Regions from separate parts of the Homo sapiens genome. Here regions 1 and 3 are each linked to region 2. A link is a contact called in ENCODE Hi-C or POLR2A ChIA-PET data. All regions are on one chromosome and are shown on one strand. The core of a region is the stretch at or near the end of the contact, and the rest is flanking DNA. Distances in the headings are between cores, read along the strand shown. Region 1 overlaps NEK7 (NIMA related kinase 7). Region 2 overlaps ATP6V1G3 (ATPase H+ transporting V1 subunit G3). Region 3 overlaps NEK7 (NIMA related kinase 7).

Region 1 (2,700 bases), core at 13-2,512, 350 kb before region 2:
TGTGGTGGCTCATGTCTATAATTCTACCACTTTGGGAGGCCGAAGTGGGAGGATTGCTTGAGACTGGGAGTTCAAGACCAGCATGAGCAACATAGGGAGACCCTGTCTCTACAAAAAATTAAAAAATTAGCTAGGTGTCATGGTATGTGCCTGTAGTCCCAGCTTCTTGGGAGGCTGAGCTGGGAGGATTGCTTGAGCAAAGGAGTTTGAGGTTATAGTGAGCTATGATTGTGCCACTATACTCTGGCCTGGGAGTCAAAGTGAGACTCTGTCTTTTAAAAAAAAAAAAAAAAAGGACAGCTTTTTTGAAAGGTAAATAAATGCCCAATGAATACTGGAGGAAAGTAAAATTTAACTTGTTATTTGCTGCCTGACTTAAGTATAATATGTGAGGTATTTTTCTTGTCAACATAAAATAATATCATTTCCATTCTTAATAAATCTGTTTTTAAAGCCTCTTAGTATAGACCATCTTTATGACACTTTAGCATTCTTTAGTTGGAATATGGATTTTCACAGATTCAGGTTTCTGAAAACAAAATTTAACTGCTGTCAATTATATAATTTCATTTTGAAAGCCTATAGTCAGTATTAATTAGATTTTCATTTATTTGGTCATATTTTTATATAAAAAACTTTATAATTAAAGTTTTTTTTATAGAACATCGTAGATAGCTTTATCAGCATAACATTATGTTATTCCTGCTTTTAATTTTTCTTATTCTTTGGATAGTATTTCCATAAAGTCATAGTTTTACATGTAAGTGTGCCAGAGAAAGTACATTTGTTTCTAGTATATGTTTATGTTTGTTAAAAGACATTCACACAGAGTTTGGCATGATTTTATAGTCTGTGCTCAAAAGAGCAAGAGAGAAATTGCAAGATAGTGCAGGTCAGAATTGAAATAATTTGGCAGAGTTTGGTGAGAAAGCTTGCTTAGCAGCTGCCTAGGTTAACTTTGCACCATCCATTCAAAGCATAGTTCAGTTCTGAGATATAAAAATATATAACCAATTAAATTTAGTTTCCCAGAGGTAAATTTTAAAATGTAAAATATAACTTTGATTTACCTTGTAAGTACATTGAAACATCTTGTTATTAAGTACAAGGATAGTTTTATATTTATGAGGCAGTGGCTTTTATATACTTCCTTTTTTCCTTCCTTTCTTAATTTTACGTTTTTGAAATCTTAATTTGCATTGACGTTTATGCTTGGTAAAAAAAAAAATCTCAAAGGTACAAGTATTATGCTTCGTTTCTTGTGTACGTGGGGAGGTGGGTAGGAGGGGGAGGAAGGCAGTGAGTTTTCCAAGAAGTAAAGTAACAGACTAAATTTCTGTTGCTAAACATCGATTGTGTCCTACTAACCTAATTATACATTAAATAGACTCTTGTTATGACTAACTCAGGTCCTAAGAATGCAGTCAGGGCCTAAGTGGGGCTTAGTGAAAAAGTTCATTGCAGAGGACATCAGAAGACCTGAGCTAGAGTCAGTCATTGCTTTACCACTGAGATCAGGGCCTCAGTTTCCTTGTCCAGTTTTCAGCAGCATCAAGAGGAATAATGGATAGGAAAGCATTGTGTTTTTTTTTGTTTTTGTTTTTTGTTGTTTTTTTTGGGGGGGGACAGGGTCTTGCTCTGTCACCCAGGCTGGAGCATTGTGGCAGGATCATGGCTCACTGCAGCCTCAACCTCCTGGGCTCAAGTGATCCTCCCACCTTACTGACCAAGTAGCTAGGACCACAGGTGTGAACCACCTTACTGGGCTAATATTTTAATTTTTTGTACAGATGGGGGTCTCATTGTGTTGTTTAGGCTGGTCTCAAACTCTGAGACTCAAGTGAGCCTCCCACCGTGGCTTCCCAAAGTTCTAGGATTACAGGCATGAGGCACTGTACCGTGCCTGTTAGGAAAGCTTTTAAAACTACTTTATGGTTTATTGTAAACTGTAGTATGTAAATAAGAGAGGATTTTGAAAGTTCAGGAATAATCAATGCATAGAACAGTGTCTGTAATAGAGTAGGTATGCAAAAAATATTTGTTAAATGAATAAATATGAGCAGTTGATAAGTCTTTCTATAAGGATTAAATGTAAAACCATGTGTTAATTTTGAAAATTCCATTAAATTTTTCTTTTATTTAAATGTGTTTTTCATTTTTTGTGTGTGATTTTTCTGTTATTGAGTACTTGTTACAGACCAAAGGCTTTTAAAAACAAATGACCTTACCATAAATAATTCATACTAATGAAAGTATTTCCAAGTACTAGCCTGTATTCCATAAGGCCTTATCAACTTCGTTATGATAAAATTCATACTATGAATTATTTAGTACAAGGAATTCAGTAGAATGTTTTTTAAATCTGGTTTTGAAGATGGGGCCAAGCTATTTATCTTAGCTCTTTAAATCAGTTTGGTTGTCATGATTTTTCTAGTATTACAGCTGAATGATTAGCTTAGTGAGCATGTGCTTTTGCCAGACTTTAGTTGTTGCTATGTGACTAACTGAATGACATATAAAAACATGAGGGGAATTTGTAATAGCATTCTGTGTCCACAGTTAACCTAAACAAATACAAAGTCTATCAAAAGCTTTTTGGACATACTTTAAAAGGGCCGAATAAGTATCATTTGTCTTTCACATGCTTGTAGGGAAACTCTTCGGTAAAGATAAGCAGAAGAAATAATACTATCTTGCATT
Region 2 (2,700 bases), core at 158-2,657:
CCACCTGAGCATGGCCTCCTGTCAAATCAGCAGCGGCATTAGATTATCATAGGAGCGCGAATCCTATTGTGAACTGCACATGTGAGGGATTTAGGTTGCATGTCCCTTATGAGACTCTAATGCCTGATGATCTGAGGTGGAACAATTTCATCCCAAAACTATCTTACCCCACTACCCCTCCATTCTTGGAAAAATTGTCTTCCACGAAACTGGTCCCTGGTGCTAAAAAGGTTGGGGACCACTGATCTAAAACAATGATCAATTAAAACCATTTCAGTTTATGATTTTAATTCCAGTCTAAACAAAAGTTAATTATTGTTACCAAACTATACATATAATCAGAGATTCATATAATTGAAGATTATATGAATAGTTTGGTGACAATAATTAACTTTTGTTTAGACTGGAATTAAAATTTGTCTGCATATATTACTGGAAAATCAAAGACTTTATAGCACCCATGCTTCTTACTAATGCAAATATAGGAGCTGTGCAGGTAAGCAGTTTGGTAAGAAGTAAAGGGTGTGAACATTGGAGTCACATTGCCCAGTTCAAAGCTCAGTGCTGCCACTGTTATCCAAACAACTCCAGATAAGTTCCTTCATCTTTGCATCTCATTTTGTAAAACAAGAGCACTAATACTGCTTACAAGGTAGGATTGAGATGATATATACATTGCACTAACAAAATACTTAGTATTTAACAAGAGTTTAGCTTAGCTGTAACTAGGAGACTGGGCTAGTGGCACACTAACCTAGTATATCTCCTGGGAGTTTTCTTTGTATTTCTTTTTTTTTTTTTTCAAAGCTCCAAAATCTATGTTATTAGCTTATTTATCATTTACTTTTTTCTTTTAAAAATAATATCTGTTTAGTTGAGGTCAGACAGACAGAATGATTATAAACCCCATCTATGTTTAAAAGTGGCTATATAACCCATCATTCTTTGTCTCTATCTCTCTGTTTTACTGGTTTCCCATTGATTACTGAATTAAATAAGACCCTTGACATGTTCATTTTTAGATCTGTTGAAGAGTCATAATTATATCTTGCTTAAAGATTATCTTTTAGCAAATTACCATTTAATACAATTAAGAGCACATTTTCTAAATCGATGAAAAGGAGAAGAAATAAAAAACCCATGCCCACTAAAAAGCTGTCATGACCATGTTTTTCTTTCAAGTGTTAAAAAACATGTTACTATTTTGCATTCTTGACTTACTCCAAGTTAAGTGACAAGGTCATAATTATTACTAGAAAAGATATAGCAACAGTTGTATTTTGTTTTGTTTAATTCAGTGCCGATGTATGAGTTATGTCACATTTCCTGTAAATGTAAATTTAAGGTTCTCATTTCAAATTTCTCAACATAAAAATACGAAGCCATAAGCAACCAGGTGGCACTCACACACCTTTTTTTTTCTTGAAAACTGTGATGTACATTTAGTTGGTGGCTCTGTAGTTCACATGGATTTCTGGTTTCATGTCACAGACCATGCTCAAGAGCTGGTTCATCACACTTTCCATATACTTATTGTAGTGTCCATTAAGTTCTTGTATCTTCCCTAGTGTTTGTTCTTCTATTTCATCTGAGAGATTATTCTGAGAGCCCATTATCTACCAAAACAAAACAGACAGAATTCACATCATAATACAATTGTTTTACAAGTTAAATTTGTCCTAGCCTGTTTACTGATGATTGTCCTACAATGCACAATTATGTACTCCTTTTCTAGATTTTTTCAGAGAACCAACAAGATCATCAATGCCATGAGTGGGAAGGATGAACTTTCATAAAATATTGAAACTGGTCATAGCAGATTACTTTCACTTTTAACCAACCTCCACATGGTACAAATTGAATACACATTTATAATCATTAAACCATGCCCAGAAGTTCTTTTCCATCACATTTTTCATGTATTTATGACAGTTTCCATTTAGTTCCCATATATTCCCTATTGTTTATTTTCTGAATTATAAGTCTGGAAAACAGAGTTGAAAGACACCATTAAACTCACTTTTGCTGTTTTTTAAAGAGTGTTTAAAAGTTTTAAACAGTTGCTGGTTTTTAAAGAGTGTTTTTCTATTTTTAAAATACATTATCTGAACTGTATCTTGCTTTTATCAGGAAGACAGTCACAATGTGCGCTCTAAGATACTTTTATATGCACAATTTTTTTTTTTTTTTTTTTTAGATGGGTTCTCACTGTGTCGCCCAGGCTGGAGTGCAATAGCGTAGTCTTGGCTCACTGCAACCTTCGCCTCCCAGGTTCAAGCGATTCTCCCACCTCAGCCTCACAAGTAGCTGGGACTACAGGCGTGTGCCATGATACCCTGCTAATTTTTGTATTTTTAGTAGAGACCGGGTTTCACTTTGTTGGCCAGGCTGGTCTCGAACTCCTGACCTGGTAATCCGCCTTCCTCAGCCTCCCAAAGTGCTGGGATTACAAGTGTGAGTCACAGCGCCTGGCTGCCGAAGTGTGTTTCTTTGGGTAATAGATATTATCTTGAACACTTAGTGTAAGTTGTACTTCTTTAAAATTGAGTGTGCTTGTTCATTTAGTTACATCATAATTGTAGACACAGTTTAATATATCTTTCTAATTGCTCTTTAATTGGCAGTGATTCCCAGTATTTTCTATTATCTCCTCTTTCCTCATAGCTTCTTTATCAAGGAATGATTTGACCAAAATATAAT
Region 3 (2,700 bases), core at 150-2,649, 260 kb before region 2:
CTTCCCCAAAGTATTCTTTGATATTGAATGCTTACCTTTTATTTACTTATGTTTGTTAGTTGCTTTAAAGTATTTTTCAAGCAAATAACTTTTTAATTTCTATTAATAAGTTACTTTTTATCATCTTAAGTTTAGATTCTGCATGTTTGCATATAATTAGAAATTAGGATTATATATGATCAGAAATTTGTGGACAATGATAGCACTTCCATAATACATAGGCTGATTTTAATATATTCGTAACCTCTGTGGCTCTGCCTTCAATCTCTTTTTCAGTGTTCATTGTGATTAATAAATTTATCTTGCAGCTTTTATGAACTTCATTTAATCTCTATAGACTTCCTTTCAGATTTCCAATTGTTATTTGAATAAATGAAAACTAAGCATTTGTAAGAATAATTCATAAATGACATTTAAAAGATACAGAACAATTTGGTAAATTAATGTTAGTTTTTACTTGTCAAGGTGGAATAGGCTTTTATCTTTAAAATTAAAGCTTTTTAATTTTAATTACTTGTACTTGCAATCTTAAGCATTTCTAAGCAGATAAGAAACAGAAAATTTCCAGTTTTATGGATTGTTTAACATTTTGGGGTTAAACTACTATATGGCAGACACTGTACTTGACAATAGGGACACAATAGTGGGACACAATAATTAAATCCAACATTTTTGTGTGGAAAATAGACAATAAATCAAATAATTATAGCAAAAAATAAATCAAATAATTATAGCCAAAAAGGAAATGACCATGCTGTGGTATTAGAGACAAACTAGAGGAGGAGAGCATTTTAGATAGAGTGTGCAGCAAAGGCCTCTCCGAGGATGTGAAATTTAAGCGTAGGTGGAGGATAAGGAGTCAGTCATCTGAAGGGTAGTGACAGGAAGGTTCCAGCTGTAGAGCCGGGCACGGTGACTCAACGCCTGTAATCCCAGCATTTTGGGAGGCTGAGGCGGGCAGATGACGAAGTCAAGAGATCAAGACCATCCTGGCCAACATGGTGAAACCCTGTCTCTACTAAAAATACAAAAATTAGCTGGGTGTGGTGGCACACGCCTGTAGTCCCAGCTACCTGGGAGGCTGAGGCAGGAGAATCGCTTGAACCCGGGAGGTGGAGGTTACAGTGAGCCAAGATCACGCCACTGCACTCCAGCCTGGAGACAAAGCAAGACTCTCTCAAAAAAGAAAAACAACAACAACAAAAACTTGCTTAGTATATATTTTTAAGTACTTTGTTTTCTGCATTTTAAATGGTCTTTCTTCTAACAATTTGACATATGCCTTTTTAAGGGGATATTTCTGTTAAGTTACTAGAAGGATTTCATTTCCTTTTAAAGAAATCTAGTGTTAACCTTTTCAGTTTCATTAGCTATGAGTAATTTTGGCAAAATTTTAAGATGACAAAAGAAAACCTTTAAAATGATTCAGAGAATACCAAGAATTTATCAGTCATTACTTGCCTAACCACAGCTCATCCCTTGCTCTTACCAAGTATAAAATGAGTTTAAAAACCTGAAGAAACTTTGGTGGAGCTGAATGAAAATGATGCCTCCTAAAGACTTGTTTGTACATATTATATGCAAGATATTCTTACAAAGTCCATATTTTCACCCAAGACATACTGCTTTTTCTTGCTCATGAAATCATCGGACAGCTTTGAATCTGTGTTTGGGAATGATGTAATCTAAATATTCATTATTATTTATTTTTGTCTTGACTTGTTGGCTGAGAGAAAAAGAAAGATAAGATACTTCTGAATTTCCAGTTAAATGTATTTGTAAATGTATTTTGCTCAGAATTTAGTTTTGCTTTAGATGTGCCATCAATGCTTATTTCTCCCTGTGTTTGAGGAGTGACTTTTGATATTATTGAAAATTCAGTTAAAAATAAAAGTCAATTTGTAATTCTAAATTAATTTTTATAACTTGAATTAAAGATTTTCTATGTAGCATGTTTCTATCTTGATATGTTGTATCTTGTTATGGTTTCCTAAAACTCTTATACATCTATTATTCATTCTTATCTCACTCACCCTCTTTTGTTTTTAAAAATGTTGTTCCACATCATAGAGACATTGATTACTGAGAGATTAAATACATATATGTCTCCAAGTTTGTGATTTTCTTCATTTTAATTACTGGTACTATATGGGCATTATTCTTTCTCTGCCTCCTAAAACAAACAAACAAAAATACCAGGAATTACATCAAGATCTGATATACTTACAATTTTGTGCTTTCCAGTATATCTTTGATTTATCTCAAATTCCTTGTAAATAGCATTTCCTGAGAATGGCATCAGCATTTATGATGTGTCAAGAATCAGTTATTTCTCATGCCATTTTGATTTAAAGTGCAAGTAGTCTGTGTGTGTGTGTTTCATACCTATAACTAATATCAAGTTCAAATTTTTCTGTTTCCATTAGTGTTTGTTTTATTGTTTAACATGTTGATATAATAATCCCTTTGGGGGAATGAATGGCATTTCTATGTGAAATTGCTAAATGTAAAGCTTATTCCTTCAGTTCAAGAACTTTCGATTTTACACACACACTCACACACACACACACATATATATTTTCCTGAAGGGCATTACGCATTCCTGCTTATATAAATCAGTTATTGAGAGCCCTTCCAGCCAGCCATGCTCACCCCCATTAAGGTTCTTACATCACTTTGAACAAGTAGCACTTACAAGTT

Evidence for each region. A loop is a pair of places that touch in the nucleus more often than their neighbours do. ChIA-PET counts read pairs that join two places held with the same protein, here RNA polymerase II (POLR2A). Pooled maps may share reads with other maps.
Region 1: a pooled map shows a loop between it and region 2 (9-fold over the local background). The contact joins two enhancer-like sites. A Hi-C loop is called at or near these places in 2 of 168 maps with a recorded cell type or tissue (CD4-positive, alpha-beta T cell and CD8-positive, alpha-beta T cell), 5 of 37 single-sample maps with no recorded cell type and 10 of 50 pooled maps. POLR2A ChIA-PET finds 5 or more read pairs at or near these places in 3 of 52 experiments (GM12878 and activated CD4-positive, alpha-beta T cell).
Region 3: a pooled map shows a loop between it and region 2 (8-fold over the local background). The contact joins two enhancer-like sites. A Hi-C loop is called at or near these places in 2 of 37 single-sample maps with no recorded cell type and 9 of 50 pooled maps. POLR2A ChIA-PET finds 5 or more read pairs at or near these places in 1 of 52 experiments (activated CD4-positive, alpha-beta T cell).

What each region holds. Positions count from the first base shown.
Region 1 is chr1:198,173,154-198,175,853 of GRCh38, forward strand. The region is part of intron 1 of NEK7 (NIMA related kinase 7); the gene reads left to right. Among named protein-coding and RNA genes, the nearest start is that of NEK7, 18 kb to the left of the region's middle. Within about 2 kb of position 1,263, at least 4 of the 41 ENCODE cell types and tissues checked have a DNase peak (open chromatin) inside an H3K27ac peak, as active enhancers do; they include CD4-positive, alpha-beta T cell and CD8-positive, alpha-beta T cell, where a contact is called at or near this core.
Region 2 is chr1:198,521,949-198,524,648 of GRCh38, forward strand. ATP6V1G3 (ATPase H+ transporting V1 subunit G3) reads right to left here. Exons shown (of 3, transcript NM_001376861.1): 3 at 1,274-1,616. The coding sequence ends at 1,443. Among named protein-coding and RNA genes, the nearest start is that of ATP6V1G3, 17 kb to the right of the region's middle. Within about 2 kb of position 1,408, at least 4 of the 41 ENCODE cell types and tissues checked have a DNase peak (open chromatin) inside an H3K27ac peak, as active enhancers do; they include CD4-positive, alpha-beta T cell and CD8-positive, alpha-beta T cell, where a contact is called at or near this core.
Region 3 is chr1:198,257,257-198,259,956 of GRCh38, forward strand. All of the region lies in intron 3 of NEK7 (NIMA related kinase 7), which reads left to right. Among named protein-coding and RNA genes, the nearest start is that of NEK7, 100 kb to the left of the region's middle. Within about 2 kb of position 1,400, at least 2 of the 41 ENCODE cell types and tissues checked have a DNase peak (open chromatin) inside an H3K27ac peak, as active enhancers do.